Linked DNA regions of Homo sapiens: region 2 is linked to region 1. Evidence: chromatin loops called from intact Hi-C (ENCODE). Cell type or tissue: Caco-2. All regions are shown on one strand. Links, peaks and the distances in the headings refer to the core of each region. The heading gives the core; the rest is flanking DNA. Region 1 overlaps LOC105379105 (a long non-coding RNA gene). Region 2 has its middle 34 kb from the start of MACIR.

The links. Peaks named below come from ENCODE experiments on the same cell type or tissue, not always from the same donor. Only the 100,000 strongest peaks of a DNase experiment are listed, where the experiment ranks them.
Region 2: it touches region 1 in a loop (2.1-fold over the local background); 2 of 110 quality-filtered maps call a loop at or near these places.

What each region holds. Positions count from the first base shown.
Region 1 is chr5:103,057,706-103,063,086 of GRCh38, reverse strand. It overlaps LOC105379105 (a long non-coding RNA gene), which reads left to right. Exons shown (of 4, transcript XR_948633.2): 3 at 3,991-4,114. Among named protein-coding and RNA genes, the nearest start is that of GIN1, 60 kb to the left of the region's middle. In Caco-2, for the core only: no CTCF peak of the experiment used is centred there; a DNase peak (open chromatin) is centred at 2,456.
Region 2 is chr5:103,222,142-103,227,522 of GRCh38, reverse strand. No RefSeq gene overlaps it. Among named protein-coding and RNA genes, the nearest start is that of MACIR, 34 kb to the left of the region's middle. In Caco-2, for the core only: a CTCF peak has its summit at 2,741 (motif pointing right); a DNase peak (open chromatin) is centred at 2,752.

The sequences.
Region 1 (5,381 bases), core at 246-5,245:
TTTGTTATAGGAATAATTGTTCACATAAAGAATTCCTATAAATATAAATAAGCTAATATTAAAATGGTCAAAAGTGTTGACTAGGTACCTCATAGAAAAGCCAAATTGCTCATGCATTTATCTGTTGTTTTGTTTTTTAAATTTATTATTATTATTATTATTGCCTCTATATACCTACCTGAGACTGGGTAATTTATAAAGGAAAGAGGTTTAATTGACTCATAGTTCTGCATGGCTTGGGAGGCCTCAGGAAACTTAAAACCATGGCAGAAGGGGAGCAAACATGTCCTTCTTGACATGATGGCAGGAAAGAGAAGTGAGCAAAAGGGGGAAGAGCCCCTTATAAAACCATTAGATCTTGTGAGAATTTACCCACTATCAAGAGAACAGCAGCATGGGGGTAATCATTCCCATGATTTAATTATCTCCCACTGGGTCCCTCCAATGACATGTGGAGACTATGGGAACTACAGTTCAAGATGAGATTTAGGTGGGGACACAACTAAACAATATCACCTACTTTATCCTGAATTCTGCACCAGGATCCTAGCCTCTGTGGAATACATCAGGAGGGTTCCAATACCCTCTGACTTCCAGTTGGGTTTGGCCAATGGCGATTCCCATTGATGTTTTAGCAGAAGATCAGGCAGGAGGAGAATGAAGTTGAGATAGTTCTTCTCCTTGTTTCCTTACTCCTTCTGCCTGTTTCTTTCAAATAAAAGTCCCTGCTCTACAAGTCTCTGTTCTGGGTTTTCCAGTAATTTCTCCCTCCACTCAGCCTTTTAGACCTGGAGGTGAAAACAGCTCTATGGCTGATATCCCTGGTTTCTCCTATACTACATGCACATCTTTGCATTTAGTCCCTTTGATTATCTTAATTTGTCATTTGTTGCCTGTTGGCATACAGGCAATAATAATATTTTTAAATGCCCAATCTCATTAGGAGCCAGAACATAGAAATAAAATAATTATTAGAGATCATTTAAAACCTACTAGGTTGGCAATAATAAAAGTATTAGAAAGGTTGTAGAGCAGACAGTACAATCATACAATACTGGTAAGTGTGTAAATTGATAGCACTATTTAAAAAACAATTTCACATTATACAGTAAAATCAAAGATGCACAAATCTATCTCTACTCCAGGAATTTTGCACAAGAAGTTATCTTCAAGAATGTTTATAGCAGGATTTTTTTGTACTAGCAAAACATTGACAACAACCTAGATAAGCAACAATGGACTAGATAACTTGTCATATATTCATATGATAAAGTAGTGATAGCAGTGAAATGAATAAATTACAGCTGCCAAAGGGAAGCATTAATGAATTCAGGAGCACAATGGAGAGCAGAAAACTAACTTACAGAAGAGGGTGATGTGTGAAAGTTTTGAAGAAAATGAAGGGAGGAGCCATGTGTATACCTGGGGGAAGAACATTTCAGGGGGAAGAAACAGCAAGTTTAAAGATGCTGAAGTGTTTCTGGGTCTGGTATTTTTGACCAAAAGCATGGGGCCCAGCAAACTTAGAACGGAGTAAGAGGGAGTATGATAGGAATCAGAGAGGAAAGGGGATAGAGTAAATTGTTTCAAGCCTCATAGGCCATTGTATGGGCTCTGTTTTCAGTCTGAGTAAAATGGAAACCATCTGGAGGTACTTGAGAAGAGTGATGTGATTGATCTGCTCCATGTTTTAAGGAAATCAGTCTAGCAGCTGGGAAGGGAACAGACTGATAAAAGGCAATGGAGCACTAGTTAGAAGGCTGTTGCTAATAATTCAGGTAAGAGATGATGATGGCATCAATACCAATGGAAGTGATGAGAAATAGTTAGTATCTGTTACATTTTGAAGCTAGATTATACAGAATTTGCTAACATATTGGATGTAGGGATTTAGAGGAAGAGAAGCATCTATGATTACTCCAAACATTTTTGACTTACATAACTAGAAGGGTGGAGTTGCTGATAACTAAGTTGAGGAAGACTGGGAGAAGCAGGTTTGAGGAGGAAAAGGGGAGTTCAGTTCTTAACATTGAGTTTGAGATGCTTATTACACATCTAAGTGCATCTGTTGAATAGTCATTTGGATATAGGATCTGGACTTCAGGAGTTAGGAATTCAGCATTCATTTATGCACAGTTTAAAACTCTGAAAAAAAGAAAGACCCACTGCAAAAGCAAAAACAAAACAAAAAAACAAATAAAAAAACCCCTTGAGTTAATATGTGTCCCTTTAGGGAGGCTAAGACATTTTCTTGGCTACAAAGATCTGCACTTGTCCTTCATCTGCCACATTTGTGGTTAATAATTGCTAGGTAGTGATTTAAAGTTTCTCGTGATTTATTATACATACTAAATGGCATTATTTACATTCCTTGGCAGAACAAAGAGAGGCTCAAGTACGTTTCCTAACTTTATGAATGATGGCAGTGGAGCATTCTGCTTCCTGCCCCTTTCTGATGGATATAGCTGATGCTAACACATTAAAGGGACCACAGATAAAGCAGACAAGTTCTCAAGAATCTCATTGTCATCTCGCAGTGAAAACTGAATGTGGTAGAACAGGTCTCTGCAGTAACTTGTTTGCAATCACATATTACTTTGTCTTTTCCAATGAACTTACAACCCAGTGTAATTTATATAGAATATGTCAAGTTGGTCAAATATCACTTTTCTATTTTCACCTTAATTTGCAATTTGAAAACTGGAGAGAAGAGAACTTTTTTCTTCAGAATAAGAATCACAAGTTATTTGGAATATTTTCTATTCCACCCCACAAAGGAGGTTATTAGCCTTTAATTCTAAATCTTTCTTTGATTTCCTGGAGTGAATAATATTAATAGAACTTAAAAATCTTAGCATTGCATGTAATTTTTACTAAGACACCTGAATTATCAAGGTCATTGAGACACAGGGCTTTGCTGAAGCAATATGTCATTTCAGTTCACTCCAAGCAGAGGAAGTTGTGTTTGGTTCTAGTAGAGGATATGAGTGTTATTCCAACTGTAATGAATGACTGGAAGATCATATGTGTCACTGGGGAATACCGTGAGCATTTAAGACAGCAAAGCAGCAGAAAATAGGATGTTTTCTGATCTCTACTCACTCATAATTTAGCTCTTTCTATGGCTAGATTCACATCTTTCCCCTCTGGGAGGCCTTCTGTCCTTTCTTTAGGTTTTTAATCTCAAAGACTGCGGCTCCCTGAGCTGAGAAAGTTAAGGTTTGGAGCAGGGTTATCCTTGGCAAGGAGCAGCACCAGGCAGGGAAATTATACATGGACAGACTTCCACACACAACACAACAAAAGCTTTGCCATGTCTGTGGGCCTCTCCCTAAGCAGAGAAGTCAGTGTTGAGGGACACCTTCAGGAAGGTGGTAGAGCTGACCTAAGCAGGATATATACAGTGTGTTTTAACAGATATGAAACTAGGGAATTACCTTAGTGAGACCCTACATAGTAGTAGGAATAGTTCAGTATTTGGACGAGCCATGACTCAATTGTGGAAGCCATGAATGCATTTCCGTATGGCCTTACTGTGGCAGGGAGTTATCAGGCCTTTGGGACAGACAATTATTTACCTGAAGATGATAGCACAGTTGTGTTTTGTTTTTACAAAATGCTTTATTGAGGTGTAATTCACATTCCATAAAATTAACTCATCTAAAGTGAAAAGTCAGTGGTTTGTAGTATTCACAGAGTTATGAAAGAATTACCACAATCTAATTTTAGGACATTTTCTCACCTCAAAAAGAAATCCCATACCCATTAGCAGCCTCTCACCATCCACTTCAGCCCTAAGAAACACCAATATATTTTCTGTCTCTACAGACATTGCATCTATTGGCCCTTTCATATAAATGGAATCATACAATCTGTGGCCCTGGAGTCATTCTGAACCTATTCCAGTCCTGGGAGCTGCCTGATTTGCAAATTGTTCTTTGCTCAATTACACTGCTAAATTTAATTTGTCTAAGATTTTTCTTTTAACAGGTTGTATCAGAAGTGGGATTCAAAGTAGAGGTTCCAGTGACTGCCAGGAGCTTCAAGTGACCAAATGAGCTAACTTCTGGACCCATTGCATCCATTGCTCTCACACAACCACTGAAGATTGTGGGTAAGTTTTCTCTCTAATTCCAAATCTCCATGGATGTGTGTTTTAAGCTATCTCACTTTGAGCAAATTTTTGACCTGGACTGAGTTTGCAAGTTGTGACAGAAACTCAACTAGGTCCATGATCAAATTAGATCCGATAACTAACTAGATTGAATCCAGTTAGAAGCTTCAGATGTCTGGGTCAGACAGAAATTGTCATTAAATGACAATTACTGCAGGAGGGACAGACTTCAGCTTTCAGAAATTCACAGGGAATTTATGTTCTTTTTTTTTTTTGTACACTGAAGTAGGAAACAGTTATTGGCAAAGTTATTAGAACCAAAGCCAAGATTCTGTGAAAATGGGATTCTTAATTTCTGAAGAACTGAGTACTCCACCTTTCTGGCTGCACTTACCTTTTACATGGACTGTATAAATATTAGACCCCCAAAACAACAAATGCTTACAAAAATGACAAAATCATACCAAAGATAATTTAAAATTATGGTAAACATTCTAAGTGAACAACACTACATTTTAAGAAATGCATTTAAAAATGAAGCCTCCCGAATTAGGCTTACTCAGGGATGTCTATTGATATGCAGAAGCTTCTAAGAAGATTTCAAAATTTCTCTTGCCTCTTTTAGAAGAGACTTTACAAAAAAAGCAAATAAAAAGCTTAAATGGTTCATTGATAGGGAAAGTTGTGTCTGATAACCTTTTGGTTTAGTTATGTTACTGGAAAGTGGTCCTGATTCGGACCTCAGAGAGAGTTCTTGGATCTCAAATAAGAAAGAATTCAGAGTGAGTCCACAGTGCAAAGTGAAAGCAAGTTTATTAAGAAAGTAAAGGAATAAAGAATGGCTGGCTACTCCATGGGCAGAGCAGCAGCATGGGCTGCTGGTTGCCTATTTTTATGATTTTTTTAAAATTATGTGTGATATGGTTTGGCTGTGTCCCCACCCAAATCTCATCTTGAATTCTCGTGTGTTGTGGAAGGGACCTGGTGGGAGGAGATTGAATCATGCGAGCAGGTCTTTTCCATGGTGTTCTTGTGATGGTGGGTGAGTCTCACGAGATCTGATGGTTTTGTAAGAAGGGGTTTCTCTGCACAAGCTCTCTGTTTGCCTGCTGCCATCTGTAAGATGTGACTTGCTCCTCCTTGCCTTCCACCATGATTGTGAGGCTTCCCCAGCCATGTGGAACTATAAGTCCCTTAAACCTCCTTCTTTTGTAAATTGCCTAGTCTCGGGTATGTCTTTATCAGCAGCATGGAAATGTGCTAAACA
Region 2 (5,381 bases), core at 282-5,281, 160 kb before region 1:
CTTATTTTTATATTTACCCAGAAGTCATTCAGGAGCAAGTTGTTTAGTTTCCATGTTTTGAGAGTTTCTCTTGGTGTTGATTTTCATTTTTACTATGCTGTAGTCTGAAATGCTTGGTATGATTTCAATCTTTTTTGAATTTACTGAGATTTGCTTTGTGACAAAGCATGTGGTCAATCTTAGAGTATTTTCTATGTGCACATGAGAAAAAAGTATGTTCTGTTGTTGGTGGGTGGAGTATTCTGTAGATGTCTATTAGGTTCAATTAGTCAACTGTTGAATTTAAGTTCAGAATTTGTTAGTTTTCTGCCTTGATGATCTATCTAACACTGTCAGTGAGGTGTTGAAGTCCCCCACTATTATTATGTGGCCGTTTAATTCTTTTCCTAGGTCTAGAAATAATAGTTTTAGAAATCTGAGTGCTCCAATCTTGGGTGTGTATAGGATAAATCTTGTTGAATTGAACCCTTCTTCATTATGTAATGCCCTAGTCCTTTTTCTACTGTTGTTGATTTAAAAAGTCTGTTTTATCTGATACAAGAATAGTGACCCCTGATCTTTTTTTCCATCTGCATAACAGATCTTTCGCCACCCCTTTACTTTGAGCCTATGTGTGTTATTACATGTACTATGGTGATATGTGTCTTTTGAAAGCAACAGAATGATGGGTCTTTTTGTTTGTTTGTTTGTTTTTGTTTTCTTTTCTTTTTTAAAATAGAGACAGGGTCTTGCTATGTTGCCCATGGTGATTTCAATCTCCTGAGCTCAGTCAATCCTCCTGCCTTGGCCTCCCAAATTCCTGGGATTACAGGCATGAGCCACTGTGTCTGGCTGGGTCTTGTTTTTTTAATCCAATTTGCCACTCTATTTCTTTTCAGTGGAGCATTTAGGCTGTTTACATTCAAGGTTAATACTGATACGTGGGGATTTGTTCTTGTCATAGTGTTGTTAGCTACTTGCTTTGTAGTATCAATTGTGTAGTTGCTTTATAGGATCCATGGGCTATGTGTTTATACATGCTTTTGTGGTAGTGTATTGTTCTTTTGTTTTTATGTTTAGTACTCCCTTAAGCATCTCTTGTAGGGCTGGTCTGGTGGTGGCCAATTCCCTTAGCAATTGCTTGTCTGGAAAAGAGTTTATTTCTCCTTCGCTTACGAAGCTTAGTTTGGTGGGATATGAAATTCTTGCCTGGCATTTATTTTCTTTAAGAATGATAAAAATGGGCCCCCAATCTCTTCAGCCTTGTAAGGTTTCTGCTGAGAAGTCTTCTGTTAGTCTGATGGGTTTCCATCATAGAAGTGCACTGTTAGTCTGATGGGTTTCCTATCATAGCCTGATATAGTCCTTTTCTCTAGCTGACTTTAAGACTTTTTCTTTTGCATTGACCTTGGATAGTCTGATAACTATGTACCTTGGAGACAGTCATTTTGTATAGTAGTTCATGGAGTTCTCTGGATTTCCTGTGTCTGCATCTTGACCTGTCTAGCAAGACTGGGCACATTTTCATGAATTATATCCTCAAATGTGTTTTCTAGGTTGCTTACTTTCTCTTCTTCGCTCACAGGAATCCCAATAAGTCATAGATTTTACCACTTTACATAATCCCATATTTCTTGAAGGCTTTGTTTTAAATTCTGTTTTCTTTATTTTTGTCTGAGTTGATTTGAAAGAGCAGTCTTTGAGCTCTGAAATTCTTCTGCTTGGTCTAGTCTGTTGTTAAGGGTTCAAACTGTATTTTGAAAAATCATGTAGTAAATTTTTCAATTACAGAAGTTCTGTTTGGTTATTTCTTAATACAGCTATTTTATCTTCCAAATCCTGCATCTTTTTTCTGTTCTCCTTGTGTTGAATTTCAACTTTCTCTTGTATCTCTTTTAGTTTTTTTGTCATCAATATTCTGAATTATTTATCTGTCATTTCAGACATTTAATGTTAGGATCCATTGCTAGGGAGCTAGTGTGATCTTTGAAGGTGATGAAACACTCTGGCTTTTTGTACTTCTGGAGTTCTTATGCTGGTTCCTTCCCATCTGAGGGAGCTGACACTTCTTTTTCTGAATTGTTTATAATTTAGATGGAGTTTTTTGATATTTTATTCCTTTTTTGCCTTGAGGTTATGACTGTGGTGGATGTTGTGTATGATCTGTTAAAACTTCAGACAAATTAAATTTAGCAGCGTTTAACTGAGCAAGAAAAAACAAACAAACAAACAAACAAAAACCTATTCACAAATTCGGCAGCCTCCAGAAACACAGCAGATTCAGTGAGACTCCAGGGATGCCTCATGGGCAGAACAAATTTATAGACAAGAAAAGGAAAGTGACATACAGAAATTGGGCGTGAGTTACAGAAATAGCTGGACTGATTGGCGTTTGCCTTATTCTAACACAGTTTAAACACTTGGCAGTGTATGAGTGGTTGAAGTATGACTGCTGGGATTGGCCAAGACTCAGCTATTGTTACAGGTGCATACTGCTAAGTTAGGTTGTCAATCTTGTCTACCTATTAAGTTAGATTACAGTTCATCCACAAGGTCTAAACTACAGAAGTATGGAGTCCTTCTCCGGCCGTATTAACTCTGTTTTAACAGATCGATTAGCTTTGTTTCTGGATGCTGTTATGGGAACAGGGCTCTGTAGAGTTCCTTGGTTGCAGATAGCTTCATATGATGGGTTTTTCAGACTTGCTTGGTGTAGCAATGTATTCTTATTTGGTGGTGTAATTCAGGCTGCAGTCCAGTAGATGGTGCTTAAGAGTAAGAGATGAGCTGGCAGGAGGCTCTTAACTCTGCTTATGCACGCCTTCAGCAGGGGTGGAGGCAACAGAAAAGCACGAGTGCCCTCCCACCTCTTCCCCATACCGTTTGTCTTCATCGGGGGTGGAGCCCCTGGAAAAGCCTGAGAGGCACCTCTTTCACCCTACACTCCCTGGGACCCAGCAGGAAGAGGCGCTGCTATGTCCACGAAAGTACACTGGGGAGGCTGTCTGGAAGTGAGAGATGACCCCCATCTCCAAGTCTGTTCCCAGGCTTTGGTGTTGTGCCCTTTGGTGGCTGTCACAGCACTCATAGTTCCTTTGACCCCAAAGGGACTTTGGCGGGCTGCACTCCCCCTTCGCTTAGTGGCAGTTCACACGGAGGGTTAGATCTCCAGGTGAGTGGGGTCCACCTCCCTCCTACTCCTTGCAGCTGGTGAAGCACTCTCCCTCAACTGACCAAGGAAGCAGTCTGAGGCACCCATCAGTGACCCACACAGACCTGCTTCAGGTCGCAAAGCTGTCCCTGGCTGCAAGTCATGCTGCTCAGGAGAAACGCAGTAGGCTTCTGCAATTCTCCTCCCATTCCAGTCTTGGGATGAGAGAGAGCTTAGTTTCAGCACCCACTGCTAGGCACTCTCCAAACTCACTGCCCATTTCCGGCTGTGGGGACCTTTCCCTCGCTCCAAAGCAAATGCTCCAATCTCTGGCCCAAGACTAAAATGCCTGCCGTGGCTACCATTGCCAGGTTACCAAACAACGACCGACTTTGTATGAGCCCAGATTTAAAAAAGTATCCTCGGCCGGGGGCGATGGCTCAAGCCTGTAATCCCAGCACTTTCGGAGGCCAAGGCAGGTGGATCACCTAAGCTTAGGAGTTTGAGACCAGCCTGGCCAAAATGGTGAAACCACATCTCTACTAAAAATACAATAATTAGCTGGGCATGGTGGCGGGCGCCTGTAATCGCAGCTACTGGGAAGGCTGAGGCGAGCGAATCGCTTGAACCCGGGAAGCGGAGGTTGCAGTGAGCTGAGACCGCGCGATTGCACTCCAGCCTGGACAACAGGAGCAAAACTCCGTCTCAAACAAAACAAAACAAAAAAAGTGTCCTCTCAGTCCCAGGTCTGGAAAAATGCCTGCAGCTTTTCCCAGTGTCTTTCCCTCTCGGTATCTCAGCCTCTCCCCAAACTAGCTCCCGGGCTTGGCAGAAACAGGGTGCTCTCCCTTGGCCTGGGCTGCACAGATCACTAGCGGAAAGGCGAAACGCAAGGGGAGACTGGCTGTTCCTCTCACATACTAGGGCTTCACACATTATCAGCAGAACGCCGACGTGGGGGCTGCTTGCCCACCTTCTCCACAGAGTCTGGGGTATCCTTTGCTATTCTAGTGAACTGCTGCTTCCCTTCCTCAATTAAAGCTCACAGAGTTGACCTTTATGCACTATGTTGCTAATTCCAAGCGGAGGAAGCCCGCTGAAAGCCTCCAATCTGCCATCTGGGGCGCTCATGCTCCACCAGCCATGTTGGGTACCTCCACCTCCTCCACGCAGGCCGCAGGCCAGTGTGGCTTCCTCCTGGCCCGTAGGCCCCCCACCCCTGTGACTTGGACCCAACCAAGGGGCAACTCCAGCTCAGGGATTGCAGGGCTGGGAGGGGGCTGCACGCAGTCTGTGCAGGAGCCTGAGGGCCAGAGGGGGCAAAAGAGGAAAGTGTGTCACAGACTGGGAGGGGCAGGGGAGAGACATTTGCCTTATTATGTTTTAGTTATTTCTCCTAAAATTAATATTTCTGTATTTGAAAGGTTTCAAATAGAACAACTCACCTTTACAACATCAGGAAACATGATTACTACAGATCATTAATCTAATGTCAAAGCACATTTAAAAAAATGAGTAGGGCAAACATTCTTAGATCAACTTTTAATGCTATACTAATTATTTTCTTAATAGTTTATATCTTTAAAATACCTTGCAATTTACATGGCCATTTCTCAGTTTCTTCTAATCTTCAAAACATAATCTGAAGTATTCCTGTTCTCATTTTACAGCTGAGGAAATTGAGGCTCAGAAGGGTGTTTGCAACGTGTCCAGGCACATAGTTAATAAGCAGCAGAGCCCAGATTGGAACCATGTCTGATTCTAATGCAGAGTCAACCTATTTTAAAGGCTTTCCTAATGTTCATGCTAATATCAATTTCTAAATTAACTTTCTTTCCCAAGAGATACCTTCATGAAAAAAGGATTTCATGGTCAAGTTGTTGGTGGAGGGAAATATTGCCCATTAAATTTGCCATTAAAAGAATCACAGACATCATTTTTCAAGGCTGCAACGACTCCTGCATTAATGAAGCCTTTTAACTTTGTTAAATCTAGGCTTATTCCTTGATTCCACCGATCACTCAACTTTTTTTTCCCCAGTAATTGCTACTAACACCAAGAGGACCTACATTAATAACTTTCTAAAAGAACAGCTTATTATCAACCATTCAAAAGGCCTGGGTGCTACCAACACTACCTGTGGGCAAGCAGTATTTCAGATGTGAGTTTAGCAAAAATTAGAGCCAGAAAGTAGTCTTGAAATAACAGAAAATGTATGCCTTTGTTCTTTAGTTCTAAGTTAAAGGACATG